Regions from separate parts of the Homo sapiens genome. Here all the other regions are linked to region 3. A link is a contact called in ENCODE Hi-C or POLR2A ChIA-PET data. All regions are on one chromosome and are shown on one strand. The core of a region is the stretch at or near the end of the contact, and the rest is flanking DNA. Distances in the headings are between cores, read along the strand shown.

What was found. A loop is a pair of places that touch in the nucleus more often than their neighbours do. ChIA-PET counts read pairs that join two places held with the same protein, here RNA polymerase II (POLR2A). Pooled maps may share reads with other maps.
Region 1: a pooled map shows a loop between it and region 3 (5-fold over the local background). The contact joins two enhancer-like sites. A Hi-C loop is called at or near these places in 6 of 50 pooled maps. POLR2A ChIA-PET finds 5 or more read pairs at or near these places in 2 of 52 experiments (AG04449 and activated CD4-positive, alpha-beta T cell).
Region 2: a loop to region 3 is called in a map of B cell, with 17 times the contacts of the local background. The contact joins the promoter of ZNF398 here to the enhancer-like site in region 3. A Hi-C loop is called at or near these places in 9 of 168 maps with a recorded cell type or tissue (B cell, CD4-positive, alpha-beta T cell, CD4-positive, alpha-beta memory T cell and 5 more), 24 of 37 single-sample maps with no recorded cell type and 22 of 50 pooled maps. POLR2A ChIA-PET finds 5 or more read pairs at or near these places in 6 of 52 experiments (BJ, CD4-positive, alpha-beta T cell, CD4-positive, alpha-beta memory T cell and 3 more).
Region 4: a loop to region 3 is called in a map of CD4-positive, alpha-beta memory T cell, with 28 times the contacts of the local background. The contact joins the promoter of KRABD3 here to the enhancer-like site in region 3. A Hi-C loop is called at or near these places in 2 of 168 maps with a recorded cell type or tissue (CD4-positive, alpha-beta memory T cell and endothelial cell of hepatic sinusoid), 7 of 37 single-sample maps with no recorded cell type and 14 of 50 pooled maps. POLR2A ChIA-PET finds 5 or more read pairs at or near these places in 1 of 52 experiments (naive thymus-derived CD4-positive, alpha-beta T cell).

What each region holds. Positions count from the first base shown.
Region 1 is chr7:149,064,383-149,068,388 of GRCh38, reverse strand. No RefSeq gene overlaps it. Among named protein-coding and RNA genes, the nearest start is that of ZNF786, 24 kb to the left of the region's middle. RefSeq lists a silencer at 2,483-2,712 and an enhancer at 2,202-3,084. Within about 2 kb of position 2,453, at least 38 of the 41 ENCODE cell types and tissues checked have a DNase peak (open chromatin) inside an H3K27ac peak, as active enhancers do.
Region 2 is chr7:149,145,815-149,149,847 of GRCh38, reverse strand. It overlaps ZNF398 (zinc finger protein 398), which reads right to left and starts at 2,395. Exons shown (of 6, transcript NM_170686.3): 1 at 2,082-2,395. The coding sequence starts at 2,105. It overlaps LOC107986856 (a long non-coding RNA gene), which reads left to right and starts at 2,487. Exons shown (of 2, transcript XR_007060581.1): 1 at 2,487-2,865; 2 at 3,496-4,033. RefSeq lists silencers at 1,481-1,530, 1,671-1,820, 2,115-2,286, 1,951-2,590 and enhancers at 1,896-2,469, 2,901-2,950, 3,044-3,617, 3,618-4,033.
Region 3 is chr7:149,419,981-149,423,733 of GRCh38, reverse strand. No RefSeq gene overlaps it. Among named protein-coding and RNA genes, the nearest start is that of TRC-GCA11-1, 6.6 kb to the right of the region's middle. RefSeq lists a silencer at 1,066-1,315 and an enhancer at 1,447-1,946. Within about 2 kb of position 1,338, at least 17 of the 41 ENCODE cell types and tissues checked have a DNase peak (open chromatin) inside an H3K27ac peak, as active enhancers do; they include B cell and natural killer cell, where a contact is called at or near this core.
Region 4 is chr7:149,712,533-149,716,597 of GRCh38, reverse strand. KRABD3 (KRAB domain containing 3) reads right to left here and starts at 1,647. Exons shown (of 17, transcript NM_001290187.2): 1 at 1,532-1,647. The coding sequence starts at 1,543. RefSeq lists enhancers at 725-1,357, 1,995-2,494 and silencers at 1,560-1,999, 2,826-3,120.

The DNA of each region.
Region 1 (4,006 bases), core at 1,204-3,703, 360 kb after region 3:
CCAGGCTGGTCTTGAACTCCTGACCTCAGGTGATCTACCCACCTCAGCCTCCCAAAGTGCTGGGATTATAGGTGTGAGCCACCGTGCCCGGCCTATACTTCGCCATTTGTCTCTTAACACGGGTGCCCAAGAAGCTGCTGCTTGGGGGGCTGTATTCAATTAACACTTTTAATGTTAACAGGTGTGGACCATCAAGAGATTGTCTCTCCCTGGCTGCCGAATTCTCATTCTTAGAGAGGCAATTTGTTAATTGCTGAACCATCACCTGACATTTCTAGTGGGTCGGGAGAGAGCCCTCTGCTGCCCTGTTGATGCCTAACTACCTGTAACAATCTGATTATTGTAAGTTTTCCTGTATCCAGTATCACCTCCAATATTTATCAAGGAGTTGTGTGAAATACCACCTCACAACCAGATGAAGAATTTTATCACCACCTCCTCCAATTCCTCATGAGGGAGAAGTAGGAATTGCTCTGAGCCTAAGGTAGAAACCGTTCCTGAAATGTTGAAAACCGTCATTGTGAGTAGGTGAGTGGAGTGGTGGAGTAGTGAATCACCTGTACAATGGCACTGTCAAAAGACAAAATTACAACACATTTAGTTTAAAAATCTTAATTGGCTTATTTGGTATTCTAGAATTGAGCAACACTTCATCCCATGAAACAGAATAAGTGGCCCGGCGTGGTGGCTCACGCCTGTAATCCCAGCACTCTGAGAGGCCGAGGCGGGCAGATCACCTGAGGTCAGAAGTTCAAGACCAGCCTGGCCATGGTGAAACCCTGTCTGTACTAAAAATACAAAAAATTAGGTGGGTGTGGCAATGCGAACCTGTAATTCCAGCTACTCGGGAGGCTGAGGCGGGAGAATCGCTTGAACCCGGGAGGCGGAGGTTGCAGTGAGCCGAGATCGTGCCATTGCACTCCAGCCTGGGCAACGAGCGAAACTCGGTCTCAAAAACAAAAACAGAAAAACAGAATAAGTGTTTGGATGAGCCAGCCAAGGCGGGTTTTTTTTTTTTTTTTTAAGAAGGAGTCTCCCTCTGTCGCCCAGGCTGGAGAGCAGTGGCGCTATCTTGGCTCACTGCAACCTCCACCTCCTGGGTTCAAGCAATTCTGCCTCAGCCTCCCAAGTAGCTGGGATTACAGGTATGCGCCACCATGCCTGGCTAATTTTTTGTATTTTTAGTAGAGACGGGGGTTTCACCAGGATGGCCAGGCTGGTCTCGAACTCCTGATCTCGTGATCTGCCCACCTTGGCCTCCCAAAGTGCTGGGATTATAGGTGTGAGCCACTGCACCCGGCCCGCGGTTGGTTTTATGGACAGAAAAAGCTTGGGAAAAGCAGAAACAGAAAACTAAAAGTGGGTTGGTTGTTTCAAAGTTACTTTTTTCTTCTAAAGGTTAAAGCAGAGGGGGTGTCTTCTGGCCGGGCACGGTGGCTCACACTTGTAATCCCAGCACTTTGGGAGGCCGAGGCAGGTGGATTACCTGAGGTCAGGAGTTCAAGACCAGCCTGGCCAACATGGTGAAACCCCCGTCTCTACTAAAAATACAAGAATTAGCCGGGCGTGGTGACACACCCCTGTAATCCCAGTTACTTGGGAGGCTGAGGCAGGAGAAGTGCTTGAGCCCGGGAAGCAGAGGTTGCAGTGAGCCAAGATTGTGCCACTTCACTCCAGCCTGGCCGACAGAGTGAGACTCTGTCTCAAAAAAAAAAAAAAAAAAAAAAAGCAGAGGGGTCTTCCTTATGCTGGCCTGTTTGGTGATGTGGCACTTTTGCATGAGTAACTCCATCTTGGTGTGGTCTCTTGGAGCCTAGTGCTGGAGCTGAGTCCGAACCAATGGACTCCTATTATTTTATTTAATAACAGTTTCTTTTTTCTTTTTTTTTTTTTTTGAGACGGAATCTTGCTCTGTTGCTCAGGCTGGAGTGCAGTGGTGCGATCTCGGCTCACTGCAATCTTCACCTCCTGGGTTCAAGTGATTCTCCCGCCTCAGCCACCCGAGTAGCTGGGACTACAGGCGCGTGCCACCACGCCCGGCTAATTTTTGTATTTTTAGTAGAGACGGGGTTTCACCATGTTGGCCAGGCTGGTCTCAAACTCCTGACCTCAGGTGATCCGCCCGCCTCAGCCTCCTAAAGTGCTGGGATTATAGGCATGAGCCACCGCGCCCGGCCGATAACACAGTTTCATTGTGAAGACAGGCGGCTTGTAGTAGCAAAAATTGAAACCGAAAATGGCGACGTTACACATTCTCCAAATCCCTACTAATTTACATACCTATCAATTTCAGAGGCAATCTCGTGTAACCCTAAAGGAGGTTATCTCTGGAGAGCTTGGAGCAGCTCCAATTCAAGTTCAGAGATCCAGGGAGCCCAGAATGCACAGCGCCGCGGGGGTGCCTCCCGCCAGAAGGCGGCGCTGTGGGATCCCAGCCCGAGCCGTGTCCAGGCACAGGAAAGGCAGAGCGTTCTCAGCATGCCCTGCCTGTGCCCTGGGCAACGGCCGCCGCCGAGCGAGATCCCGGGGTCGCGCAGGGTGGGGCTGGGGCTGAAGGGCGCAGGCCCCGCGTACGGGGGCCGCCCCTGCTTTTCCTCCGCGAGACCAGAGCTTAGACTACGGCAGGACTAGTCCCTGGGGTTCCCCTTCGGGTGTCAGACCCTCTCTGGGCGGTCGCGGGAGGGCTCGGGCTCGCAGGATCTGCAGGTGTTGGGGCTGGGGCAGTGGGGAGTGGTCCGTGGGCCCAAGAGGACGAAGCGGAGTCGGGCGGTTCCGGCTGGGAGGAGGCGCCTCCCCGGGGCTGCCCTGACCTAGTAAAATCTGTGGGGAAGCCCTGGCCGGGGAGCCTTCCCCCAGCTCGCTCCCTGGGGCCTGGACAAAAGGCCGGGAAGGAAACGCAGCCCTGGGCTCTGCGGTCTTTGGAACAGAGACTGCGACTTTTCATCTTCGTTTCCCACCTAGTGTGGGGCCCCCGTGGGTGCTGTACAAATGCTGTGGAATCAAAGAATCAGTGGAGGAGTCCCGCACGCACCCATTGATTTTACTCAGTCCAGAGTTTCCGGAGAGTGCCTGCTTCCCTAAGCGCAGCTTGTGGGCGGAGACTCTGCTGGATGAGGTGCAGATTGGGAGAAAGAACAGGAAATTACGGGTGAGAAAAGAAAAGGATTCCCATAAAGGGCACATGTGAAAGTACAATGCTGAATTGCAATATTAGGCACTTCCATTTTCTTTTTATTTATTTATTTAAGACGGAGTCTCGCTCTGTCACCCAGGCTGGAGTGCAGTGGTGCCATGTCAGCCGACTGCAACCTCCGCCTCCCGGGTTCAAGCGATTCTCGTGCCTCAGCTTCCCAAGCAGCTGGGATTACAGGCGTGCGCCACCACGCCCGGCTAGTGTGTGTGTGTGTGTGTGTGTGTGTGTGTGTGTAGCTGGGATTACAGGCGTGCGCCACCCCCCCCCCCCCCCGGCGAGTGTGTGTGTGTGTGAGTGAGACGGAGTATCACTCAGTTGCCCAGGCTGGAGTGCAGTGGCGCGATCTCGGCTCACTGCAACCTCCGCCTCTCAGGTTCAAGTGATTCTCCTGCCTCAGCCTCCTGAGTTGCTGGGACTACAGGCACGCACCACCATGTCCGGCTAAGCTTTGTATTTTTAGTAGAGACTGAGTTTCACCATATTGGCCAGGCTGGTCTCGAACTCCTGACCACGTGCCCGCCTGCCTTGGCCTCCCAAAGTGCTGGGATTACAGGCGTGGTATTATTAATGTTAATGGTGTTGCGTCTCTGGGGTAGTGACTGCCTAGTCAAGCTTCTATTCTGTTTTCTAATTACTAGGAAACTAAAGGGCATTTTCCTTATTTGCTTTGTCACCTTCTAGGGAAAGTGATGTTTTGCTTTTCTGGTGCAAAATGTTTTGAAGAAGATAATTTCTCATAGCTGTATTGGAGCAAACTGTCACTTTAAATTTTATTTTGGTGAAATGGTACCAATTATGGCCGGGCGCGGTGGC
Region 2 (4,033 bases), core at 1,146-3,645, 270 kb after region 3:
TTGTTTGCTTGAGACAGGGTTTCACTTTGTTGCCCAGGTTGGAGGGCAGTGGCAGGATCACAGCTCACTGCAGCCTCCACCTCCCTGGCTCAAACACCTCCCACCTCCTGAGTAGCTGGGAGTACAAGTGCATGCCACCACGCCTGGCTAATTTAAAAAAAAAAATTTTTTTTGTAGAGATGGGGTCTTCCTATGTTGCCCAGGCTGGTCTTCAACTCCTGGGCTAAAGCTGTCTTCCCACGGCAGCCTCCTGAAGTGCTTGGGATAACAGGCTTGAGCCACCACACCCGGCCATTAATGTTTTAAATCGATTACATGAGGCCGGGCGCGGTGGCTCACGCCTGTAATCCCAGCACTTTGGATCCCAGCGGGCGGATCACGAGGTCAGGAGATTGAGACCATCCCGGCAAACACGGTGAAACCCCCCTCTCTACTAAAAATACAAAAGGACCCGGGCGTAGTGGCACGCGCCTGTAGTCCCAGCTACTCGGGAGGCTGAGGCAGGAGAATCGCTTGAACCGGCAAGGCAGAAGTTGCAGTGAGCCCAGATGGCGCCACTGCACTCCAGCCTGAGGGACAGAGTGAGACTCCACCTCAAAAAATAAATAAATAAATAAATTGATGACATGTTGAAATAATATTTTGCATATATTGAGTTAGATATATAATTAAAATTAATTTCATCTATTTATTTTTTAACTTCTCAAAAATTTTTTTTATTTTAGAGACGCGGTGTGGACTGCCTCGAACTCCTGGACTCAAGTGATTCTTCCGCCTCAGCCCCCGGCCTAGCTGGGACTACAGGCGTGCACAACACAGCGCCTGGCTTTTTACTTTTTAAACGTGACGCCTAGAGAATTTAAGCAGGGGTGTCCAATCTTTTGGCTTCCCTGGGCCACACTGGAAGAACTGTCTTGGGTCACACATAAAATACTGATCATGATAGCTGATGAGCTAAAAAAAAAAAAAAAAAAAAAAAAAAAAGACAAAGAAAAAGGTCCGTGCATAAATCTCATGATGTTCTAGGAAAGTTTACGAATTTGTGTTGGGCCGCATTTAAAGCAGTCCTAGTCCGCATGCGGCCTGGGGGCCGCGGGTTGGACAAGCTTGATTTAGAGTTTTGTATGCGGCTTCCCTTATATTTCTATTAGCCAGGACTGGCACAACACAGGATCATCGCTACCATCCCACCTATACACAAAAAAAAAGGTTGGAAAAAAGAAAAACAGGTCCAAGAGTGGAGGTGGCACTTCCCTCTGCTCTACCCCCTACCCATCGCTGCTCTTCCTCCTTTTCCCAGTCACCCCTCATGTGCCAGGGTGGCTCCTGACCCAGTACAATTGCTCTCCTAGAGGTGACCAAAGACCTCTTGGGTGGCAAATGCGATCAGTGCTTTCCCCGCGGCCTGACCGTCCCCTTCTCATTCTACGGGGCTGCGTGCAGGCGCGGCCCGGTCGCCTCGGTCGCCCTGGCAACTGGCCGCTGCCGGCCCCCGCAGGCCTTGGCAAACACCCGCGAATGAACCGCCACGCACGCGAGGCCACTCCAGCCTCCGGGTCCGCACCATTCATTCGGCAGCTATTTCGGGAGGGCCTCCCGCGTGTCCCGAGTCCGGTGCCGGGAGCCCAGGCGTCACGCAGCGCGGCGGGAATGCGCCTCCGCACACTTAAATGCCGCCCGCGCCACCGCTCAGATTGCTGGTGACGAACGCTCCCGCGGCCGCGAGAATGGCTGACGGCTCCCCAGCCCAACCCCGCTGCGCGTCTGGCGGGCAGGCGTGGGGCTGACACGCAGCAGGCACCCCCTCGACTTCAACCCAACTGCAGGGCCCCGGGTCTCATAGCTGCCTGCGAGTGCCCCTCAGACCTGCGGCCCAGCCTGGTGTCCCCGGGTGGGCGGTTTCACACCCACCCGCTAAGTCCCCTCACGCGAGGCTGCAGCCGCCAAGCACGGGCGACAGGCGACGTGGCCGGCGGGACCCGAGAACGGCGCCTATGCCTGGCAGCTCCCTGCCCGCCCGCCTTCCTCCCTCGGGGTCTGGGTCTCGGGGGCTCACAACACTCGCGCGCGGCCGCCCTTACCGGGGCCGGGGCCGCCTCAGCCATGGCCCTGCGCTGTCTAGCCCGGGCCTCGGAAGTCGCCGCCGCTGCCGCCGCTGCCACCGCGCCCGGCTCCAAGCAGGCCCGGCCGCCGGGTCCTCTCCACAGGCGGCGCCGACCCGGCCCTGCCTTCCCCGCACGGACGGGACTCACGCGGCCGTCGGGGCTCGGGACGCGCAGGAACGCGGCGGAGGCGCGGTGCAGCAGGCGGCGGATCAAGCTGGGGTCGCGAGGCCGACTCCGCCGCACTCCACCCGCAGCGGCCCCTCAGCTGGCGCTTTGTGGGCAGCGAGTGCACCGGGAACCGCGCGGGCCTAGACGCGCCGCAGGCTCGCGCTGCCCAGCCACCGCGGCCAGCGCGCCCCCTGCCGGCCCCTGCGGCCAGCGCCCCCCGCGTCGCCTCCGCCCCTCCCCCCCAGCTCTTGGGCTTCGGTGTGGGGAGGGTTGTTATTTGGGGCCCACGTGTGTTCCGCTTTCTCACATTCCCACGAGAAGGTTCAGCTCACCGCAGTTTAGGACCCAGCCGCAAAGCCGGGCTCATTCTGGGGAGTGATTTTCTTCACGGAGGCTCGATACGCAGGCGCCGTCTGCAGGCAACAGCTTCTGCTGAAGGGCAGCCGTATTTAGAACAGCGGAAATGTGCAGGGTGAGAGTAAGGGGGACACGGCTGAAGGGAGCCTATGGGTGGAATGAGTGACGGAGAGGCACAATTTTGGAATGAAGAAGATATAGATCATTTGCGGAAATTACAAATGTGGTTGCCAAGGTGAGGCGGTTCAGGTCCCACGCGGCCTGTGTTGGGATCAATAATATTTTAAGGTCTCCTTCACATCTCGGATTATTGACTCTCCGGGGCCTGGTCTGGAAATAGGATTCTTAATTTTTGTTTATTTATTTATTTAGAGACGGAGTCTCACTCCGTCGCCCAGGCTGGAGTGCAGTGGCGGGATCTCGGCTCACTGCAACCGCCTTCCGGGTTCAACCGATTCTCCTGCCTTTGCCTCCCAAGTAGCTGGGATTACAGGCATGTACCACCATGCCCAGCTAATTTTTTTTTTTTTAAGTGGAGACGGGGTTTCACCATGTTGGCCAGGCTGGTCTGAAACTCCTGACCTCAAATGATCCACCCGCCTTGGCCTCCCAAAGTGCTAGGATTACAAGCGTGAGCCATTGCGCCCGGCCTTATTTATTGATTTATTTAGAGACAGTCTCCCTCTGTCGTCCAGGCTGGAGTGCAAGTGGCACAAACAAGGCTCACTGCAGCCTTAAACTGCTGGGCTCAAACGATCCTTCCCCTCAGCCTGCCCGAGCATCTTGGACTACAGGCGCAGCTACCAAGCCCGGCTAATGTTTTATTTATTTGTATTTATTTATTTACTTATTTATTTTTCTGTAGAGACAGGGTCTCGCTATGTTGCCCAAGCTGGAGGAAGTGGAATTCCTGAGAGCAGCAGAGATCGAGCTTGGGGTTACGGTTTGCTGCGTCTGAGCAAAAGGACCTGCGAGAACAGGCCGAGCGCAGTGGCTCACGCCTGTAATTCCAGCACTTTGGGAGGCCGAGGCGGGCAGATCACCTGAGTTCCAGACCAGCCTGGCCAACATGGTGAAACCCCGTCTCTACTAAAAAATACAAAAATTAGCCGGGCGTGGTGTCGTGCACCTGATATTCCAGCTGCTCCGGAGGCTGAGGCAAGAGAATCGCTGGAACCCAGGAGGCGGAGGTTGCAGTGAGCAGAGATGGCAGCACTGCACTCCACCCTGGGCGACAGAGCTAGACTCCATCTTAAAAAAAAAAAAAAAAAAAAAGGACCTGCGAGAACAAAGTGTTTTCTGGTGAGGTTGTGTTTTAAGTCAACAGAGTGTGTGTAACAGCAGTAGGTTCCTTGCCCAATGCACATAGCAAGTCTATATGCAGAGACACCAGGTTGCAGCAG
Region 3 (3,753 bases), core at 89-2,588:
AGCAAGACCCCTGGCCACACACGCATCACTGCGGGAGGTTGGAGGGTCCCCTCTACCGGGCTTTCCAGGGCTTGGCGCGTGCTCGGAGCGTGCACTCAGCGGCCATTGTGTGTTTGATTTTTCCCAAGGGCAGGGCCGGCTTTTGTTCATTTCGCGCTTGCTCCAGAGTCTGGCGCAAGGTCCTCAGAGGTCCTCAGTGCACGCGAAATGAACGGATGAACAAGCCACAGGTGACAATGTGCGGGAAGAAACACGGGTACAATCCCAAATCTCTGCCCAGCTGGGATGGAGATGATTTTCTTCATTAAACCTGATCCAACACCTTTAAACGCTATCACTTAAAAATGGATTTTATCATTCCTTCTGATATTTCAGCCCCAATATTAGGTAGAGTACCCGGATCACTGCCAAATCCTCTTACCACCGTTGCAGGTGGCTGGTGTGCGGCAGAAATCCTGCTCCACGGCCCTGCCCTTTGCAGCAAGGTCACCCAGCTGCCTGATAAGGAGTCCAGGGACGGGCAGCAAGCGGGACTGCGGGGAAAGCGCCGGGCACGCCGCGTGGCACCCGAGGCCCGCCCGCCCTTCCTGGCTGGGTATGAACACCAGCCGCGCCCGCGGGCGGCGACCCCGGGCTTCCTCTCGTTCAGGTCGCCTGGCGCGGCCGTGCCTTCCTGCTTCCCTACGGCAGCGGCACACCGGGACCTTGGGGAACCGGGAAGGGGCCCTTCCCCAAGCCAGGCCTCTGGCCCATCCAGGTCCCCTCGAGTCCCCCCAGCTCACCCAGAGCTCAGCGGGTCCCGTCCTCGGTCTCCCCGCCGGCCTCGCGGCTCCATTGCTGCCGCCCGAGAGGCCCTACGCGAGCTCCTAAAACCCTGCGCCCTCCATTTGGCGCCTGTGGGATGGGGCACAACCGTGTCGGTCTCACTGGTGCTGTGAGTGCAGCTGAGAGCCAATGGAGCAAGGACTTAACACAAACGATTATATTTTTATTTTAAAGATGTATTTATGCGTCTCTATCCATATTTTAAATATGCACATTTTCTCGATTACATTAATTTTGATGACTTGACTTTTAGACGTTCCTCTGCCTGGGCGTTTTTTCTCCCGTCTGATGAGAACGGGAGCGCGCTGCTGGGTGCCCGGCAGGGCGCGCCGGCGGCCCACGGGCTGCCTCCCGGGCCAGCGCCACGTCGGGCCGCGCGGGGCCGCGCGCTGCCCCCTGCCGGCCAGAGGCGAGGAGGCCCCGGAGGCCGCGGCGCCCTCACCTGGCCGCTGGCGGCCGCTCTAGGAATGCGCGCGGCCTTCTCGGTGGTGGCGGCCGCCTCGCGCCAGAGACCCGCTAGTCCCGACATCCGAGCCCCAGCCCCGCCTGCCAGCCGGCTGGCCCTTAGTCGCAGTGCGGGAGCCGCCCGGCCGCAGCCCCGAACCAGCCCTGGTTAGCAGGAGCCGCTGTCAGGTTGCTTTTCTTGCACACACTGGCCTGCCGGCCAAGGCCCCAGCAAATCCCCGTGCAAACACAGTTGGTGCAAACACAGTTAGTGCAAACAAAGGTGCGGCCGCAGGAATCTGAGAGCACAGGAAATATGAGACCTACCCCACCTCGAAGGCTCAACCCACGGCACAAAACAGCACAGAAGACCCGGAGGGCCTTGGGTCCCAGAAGGAGAGGGGACTCCGTGAATTGACCCCGAGCTTTAGGGTTGCTCAAGCTTCTTCCCGGGCAGCCTGCATTCTACCCACTTTTCTCGTTGTGCAGATGAGGAAACCAAGGCTGAGGCCCAGCTCCTGGCCGCTCGCTGTGTTTGTCCCATGCGGAGGTGGACCTGGAGGCGCTCTCTCATGATAGGCTGCACTTTTTTTTTTTTTTTTTTTTGAGACGGAGTCTCGCTCTGTCGCCCAAGCTGGAGTGCGGTGGCAGGATCTCGGCTCACTGCAAACTCTGCCTCCCGGGTTCACGCCGTTCTCCTGCCTCAGCCTCTCGAGTAGCTGGGACTACAGGCGCCCGCCACCACGCCTGGCTAATTTTTTATATTTTTAGTAGAGACGGGGTTTCACCGTGTTAGCCAGGCTGGTCTCGATCTCCTGACCTCGTCATCCGCCCGCCTCGGCCTCCCAAAGTGCTGGGATTACAGGCGTGAGCCACAGCGCCCGGCCTGCACTTTTTTTCCTTGATATATTTTCAAATGTCTGCCTAGTTTTTTCCGAAGACTAAATTCTTTAGCCCAGGCTGCGGTGGCCCCCTAATAAAACAAATGCCATGCAAAGACTAACCTCCTGGAGTGGAACTGCCTGGTCCAGGGTACGAGCGTTTTCTAAGGCGTTTGAGGCATAGGGCCAGACGATCCTCCCGCAGGTCGGCCGTCTCCCCTAGTTCTGTGTGGGGAGCAGGCAAGGAAGCCCCGCTCTGTGGGCCGGTGGGAAGGCTGGCAAGCACCCGGTGTATTTGAGTGACGTGTGCCTCCGTGTGAGTGATGTGCAGGCGGCAGGGCCTCTGTCCTATTGTGGGGCCTCACTCTTAACGGATTTGAATGCTGTGGGAGCACTGGGCGGCCAGGGAATCTTTTGAAAAGGCAAATTTGATCATAGTCCTCTCTTGCTTGGGAGGTTCCCCATTGCTCTTAGGGTAAGGTCCAAAATCTTTCAGGACCCACTAGGCCCTGCCTGCCTTCTCGGCCCTGTCCGGGGTTGCTGTAACAAAGTGCCACAAACTGGTTGGCTTTAAACAACAGAAATGGATTCTTGCAGTTCTGGAGGCCAGAGGTCCAAGATCAATGTGTGGTCTGGCTTGGTTCTTACTGGAGGCTCTGAGGGACACCGTCCCATGCCTCTCTCCTGGCTTCAGCATTGGATGCAGTGCGCCAGCGGGCACTTGGCCTGCTCCCTTTGTCTCCTCTCTTCTGATGAGGATAACAGTCATATTGCACTGAGTGCCCACCCTGCGCCAGGATGACCTGGTCTTAATTAACTATTACATTGGCAATGACCCTATTTCCAAAGAAGGTCACCTCCTGAGGTTCTTGGAAGGACATGAACTTTGGGAAGACCCTACTCAGTCCACACAGGCTGCCTCCCAGACTCCAGCACCCTGACCTTCTCTCTGCTCTTGGCACCCCACTGCCTCAGGCTTCACCCATGCCGCCCAACTTCCTGGGCTGCTCATCTCCCAACTAACGTTCCTTCCTCCTGCACGGTGTTGTGGAAATGTCACTCCCTCAGAAAAGGCCTCTGGAACACCCCAGCTTAGGGTAACTGTGGTGCCCACTCTCCCCCTTCCCCTTTCTAGGTTCACAGAGCTTAAGACAGTTATCATTGAAGTGACACCGAGTGACAGTGGATGTTCATGTGTGCCTCCTCTACCTAAATCTGCTCCTCAGGGGCAGAAACCAGGTCGGCTGGATGAACAAGAACCTTAATTGCATGGCCGAGGAGGCTTACAGACTGACCTGGGAAGCCTGTCTCCACAGGACAGGCCCGAGGTGATGAAGACCTGTGCCAAGCCCAGCACAGAGTCTCTGAGGAAGGGCTCAGAGATGTGGCCCCTGCACATGGGAGGGAGATCCAAATCCAGGCTCCACTCTCCCTGGGATGGCACAGTAAATAAATGCCACCTCCTGACCCAGCTCACAGGGCCCTCTGTGGCCTGACCCCACCTCACCTCCACCTCAAATCACTGTCCTGCTCTGCCCCCTCTGCTGCCCCACACTGGCCTCATTCTTGCTTCATCCTGCCAAGCCACTTCCAAGTGGGTCAC
Region 4 (4,065 bases), core at 398-2,897, 290 kb before region 3:
AATGGGAACTGACTGTGGCCAGGGTAGGCGCTTCTGCCAGTGGCCTCCCTCTCCCCAGAAAAAGCAAAGAGTGAGGGTTTTGTGTGTGAGGGAGTGAGCAAGTGTGAGTGTGCAAACACCTGGGCTACAAAACTCATCTTCGGGAGGAGGAAGGCCACCACTGGCTGGCTCTGCCCACACACCACCGGCCTTCCTCCTCGGGCCCCACTTCACCTCCTTCCCCCAACCAATGGAGAAAAGCTTTCTGGGCTGACCCAGGACTCTTGTAACTGGGCAGCCTCCTAGCTCATAGCTGCACACTGGTCCTCCTAACATCACCCTTCCACCGTGTCACTAGCCCAGCACAAAAACTGCAGCTTCAGTGCCTGCTGGACCTGCCCCTCTCTCACAGTCCTTCCCAACCTAGACCTGCTCTCCCAGTGGGCCTCAGGCTCGGGCTCCCTGATCAGACCCTGCCACAGGACCTCTCAACCTGGAGGCTGTGCTCACATTGCCCTGGGCTTCTGGGAACCCTCCCTGCTCCTCTCCACCTTACAGTGACCTACCACTCCCCAAGGTCACTCCTGGCCACCTTCTCCATGAAGCTACGTAGTGTGAGGATATTCCCCTCATCAGATCTGAAAGGTCAATGGCCCAAACTCCTCACTTTACAGAACAGGAAACTGTGGTATGAGGAGGCCTTAGGATGGGGCCATGGGCATGTCTGAACCAGGGTGTCCCTAGGCTACTTAACTGTGCAGCCAGACCTGAAAAGGACACTTGACTGTCCCTGCCCAACAACATCCAATTTGCCTAGCCTCTCCCTTCTCCCCAAATGCTTGGGGGCACTAATGACGCCAAGGGCCTGGCACAGTGTTTGCTCTGCCTAGTCACACGCTGCCCCCCATCCATGGCTGCCTCGGACTGGCCAAAGCTCAGGAGCCACCACGGTTGCAGAACTGGCTCCAGGTGCCCATCCAGAAGAACGTGGAGCAGTTGCTGGTATCAGCACCAGATACCTGATACCTCACTGATATCAGCACCAGAGTTTCCCAGCATCGTCACAGCCCACACACAACCTAGCCCAAACGGTGCCCAGGCTGTCACGGCCTGGGGCTCTCCCTCCAGTTCTCAGATCTAAACGCCTTACCTGCAGGCTTCCCAAGACAAAACTTGGGGTTTGTTCTATCTTTGTTTCTCCCCATTTCCACGTCCCCAGCCCCCGGGATCCAGGATTCCACCAAGAACAGAAGTATGAGATTTACTCACTGCCTCCGAGGCCTTCATGCCCACTCTACCAGGATAACTTGTAACGAAACAAGCCACGCCAAGGGGGTTTCCCCAGGTGGAGACTGGGCCGTGGGTACCGGCGGCGGAGAGCTGGAGAGAGGTTGTCCGAGGACCTGAACTTCCCGGCACGAACCCCTGAGCATCAGGCCTGCCCAGCCTCACCCAGCCGATCCCGAAGTTGCGGGGGGGTCCCAGCTCTTTCTCGCCCTACCGCCTTCGGGGCCGCACTGCGCCGAGGGGTCCGCGCGTCCGCCTGCCTTACCTGGCGCGCCATCCCCGGGCTCAGCCTCCCCGCCACTCCTCGGTTTCCGGCGCGGGCCCTGGCGCGGGCGCACGCGACCCTCGTCGGCGGCGGCCCAGGTCCGCGCAGGAGAAGGCGGGGCCGGGGGCCTGGGCCGAGGGGGAGGGGCGGGGGTGGGCGCGCCCGGGCCCGCCCCCGGCCTCGTTGAGCCCGCCCCGAGCGCCTCGCATCCCTTGGTGGGTGGTGCCGTTTCCGCCCGGAGCCCCCGGCTTCGGCGGCCCGGCCGGCCGGCGCAGACGCGGACTACACTTCCCAGAAGGCGCCGCGGCGCCGGCTCGGAAGCGGGGGGCGGAGACAGGGCGGGGCGGACCTGGCTCGGGCCTCGTCCCCGCCCCCTCCCCTCGTCCCCGCCCCCAGCTGCGGGTAGAGGTTGCGCGCCGAGACCAGCCGGGGCGGCTGTGGGCGTGCAAGCCCGCGGGTACGCGCCGCTTATCACTCATTCATTCCCGCAGCCACCACTCAGCGCGTCCCATGTGCCAGGGGCTGATGGTGGGGATGAAGAGGGACCCATCTTTCCCAGAGGCCGCGGTCGGGGAAACCCGACCTGGAGTGAAAGGGGTCGAGGGTCCGGCCGGGCGTGGGTGGGACAGAGCAGCTGCCAGGCCCCCGTACATCCTCACGTCTTTCGCCCGCGCCCCCGCTCGCCGCAGCCATGACCTACCTTCGTGTCACATTTTGCGTGCCTGTTTGCTGGGGTGGTAACCCCAGTTGTTCCTGGCACATAGTAGGCCTCAAATAAACGTGTGATGCGGGAAGGAAGCGCGGCCCACTCTCCTCTGCCTCCCCCTGCGCTTCACGAGTTCGAAGGCCTGGTCTGGGCGGGCGCTGCGAGAGCGCTCCGGGGGTGCGGGCGAGGCGCAGCGAGCCTGGTTTTCCTGTCTGGAGAAGGACCCCGTCATTTTTATAGAAGGCTGCTGGAAGGGGGCCTGCGGGGCTAAGCCTGCTGTGCCAGACAGAAGCTTGGAGGGGAAGGGGAGGCTGTGGTCCCACGCAGAGGAGACTCTGCTCTGAGTTTGGAAGCCCCGTCCAGACCTTGCGGCCCAGACAGCGCTCTGCCTGGGCAATATCGGAGGGAAGGAAAGGGAATTCCTCGCCCAGTCGCCCGGGGCTGGCCCTTGCAGCCGCGCCGGCCATGATCACGGACTCGGGTACGATGCCGACAACCCCTCGTCCCGGCCTCCGAGGAAAGGCGCACGCCCACTCGGGCAAAGCCCCCTCGGTCATACCCGAGACACCTTAGACACAGGACCGGCGTGTGCGCAGCCTGCTGAACAAGGATTTGAAGATATCACAAGGCCCCACCTCGCGGAAAGGGAAAACTTAAAAGTCCAACTTTTCAAGAGCCCTACAGGCCACAGCCCTCAGGGTAAGTCGCCTCCTGGGCTTTAGGCCGGGTCCCACCTCCGTGCCGAGGTGAGGCGGGCTCCTTACAGTAATGTGTTCCTGCTCCCAGCTCCTCTCCACCGCCCACCCTCCGGCCCGGGATCCCTAAACGTTAAAACCCCCTAAATCAGGGGTCCCCAACCTTTTGGGCCAGAGCCCGGTTTTGTGGAAGGGAATTTTTGCATGGACTGGGAGGGGGGTTGTTTTGGGATGAAACTGTTCCAACTCAGATCACCAGGCATTAGATTCTCCTAAGGAGCCCGCAACCTGGATCCCGCATTCACAACAGGGTTCTGGCTCCTATGAGAATCCAGCACCTGCAGATCTGACAGGAGGCAGAGCTCAGGGGTAATGCGAGCAAGGGGGAGTGGCTGTAACTACAGATAAAGCTTTCCCTGGCTTGCCCGCAGCTCACCTCCTGCTGCACTGCCCAGCTCCTAACAGGCCAGGACTGGTACTGGTCCATAGCCCAGGGACTGGGGACCCCTGCCTTAAACTTAAACACCTGTAGAAAGAAATCTCTATCCAAGTAAGATGCACCTTTGTTTTAAGCTGTGCAGATTCTTGGCACCTCTTTGACTCAAACGTCCACTTCCTGGCTAGGCTTCCTGCCCCATTTGTGGACCATCAGTCGCTAAAAGCAGTTCACCAACATGAAATTTGCTGCATGGCCAATTATTTAAATTATGGAGACACTTCCTGGCACCCCTATCCCCCAAATTTTAGTTGCGCCTTTGACCCTGTAGACCTGTATTTACCTCAGCCCGTGTGTGTGCGTTAAAAAATAGTTGTGAAGACCTGTCCTGAACCAGGTTTATTGGATGGCTCTGGACACAGACAAAGGCAGGAGTGGAGCTGAAACACATCTTTAAAAATTCCTTGGCTGGGGCCAGGCACGGTGGCTCACACCTGTAATCCCAGCACTTTGGGAGGCCAAGGCTGGTGAATTGCTTGGGCCTGGGAGTTCCAAACCAGCCTAGGCAACATGATGAAACCCCATCTCTACAAAAAATGCAAAAATTAGCCAGGTGCAGTGGTGTACCCCTGTAGTCCCAGCTGCTTGGAAGGCTGAGGTGGGAGAATCTCTTGAGCCCAGGAGGCAGAGGGGGGTT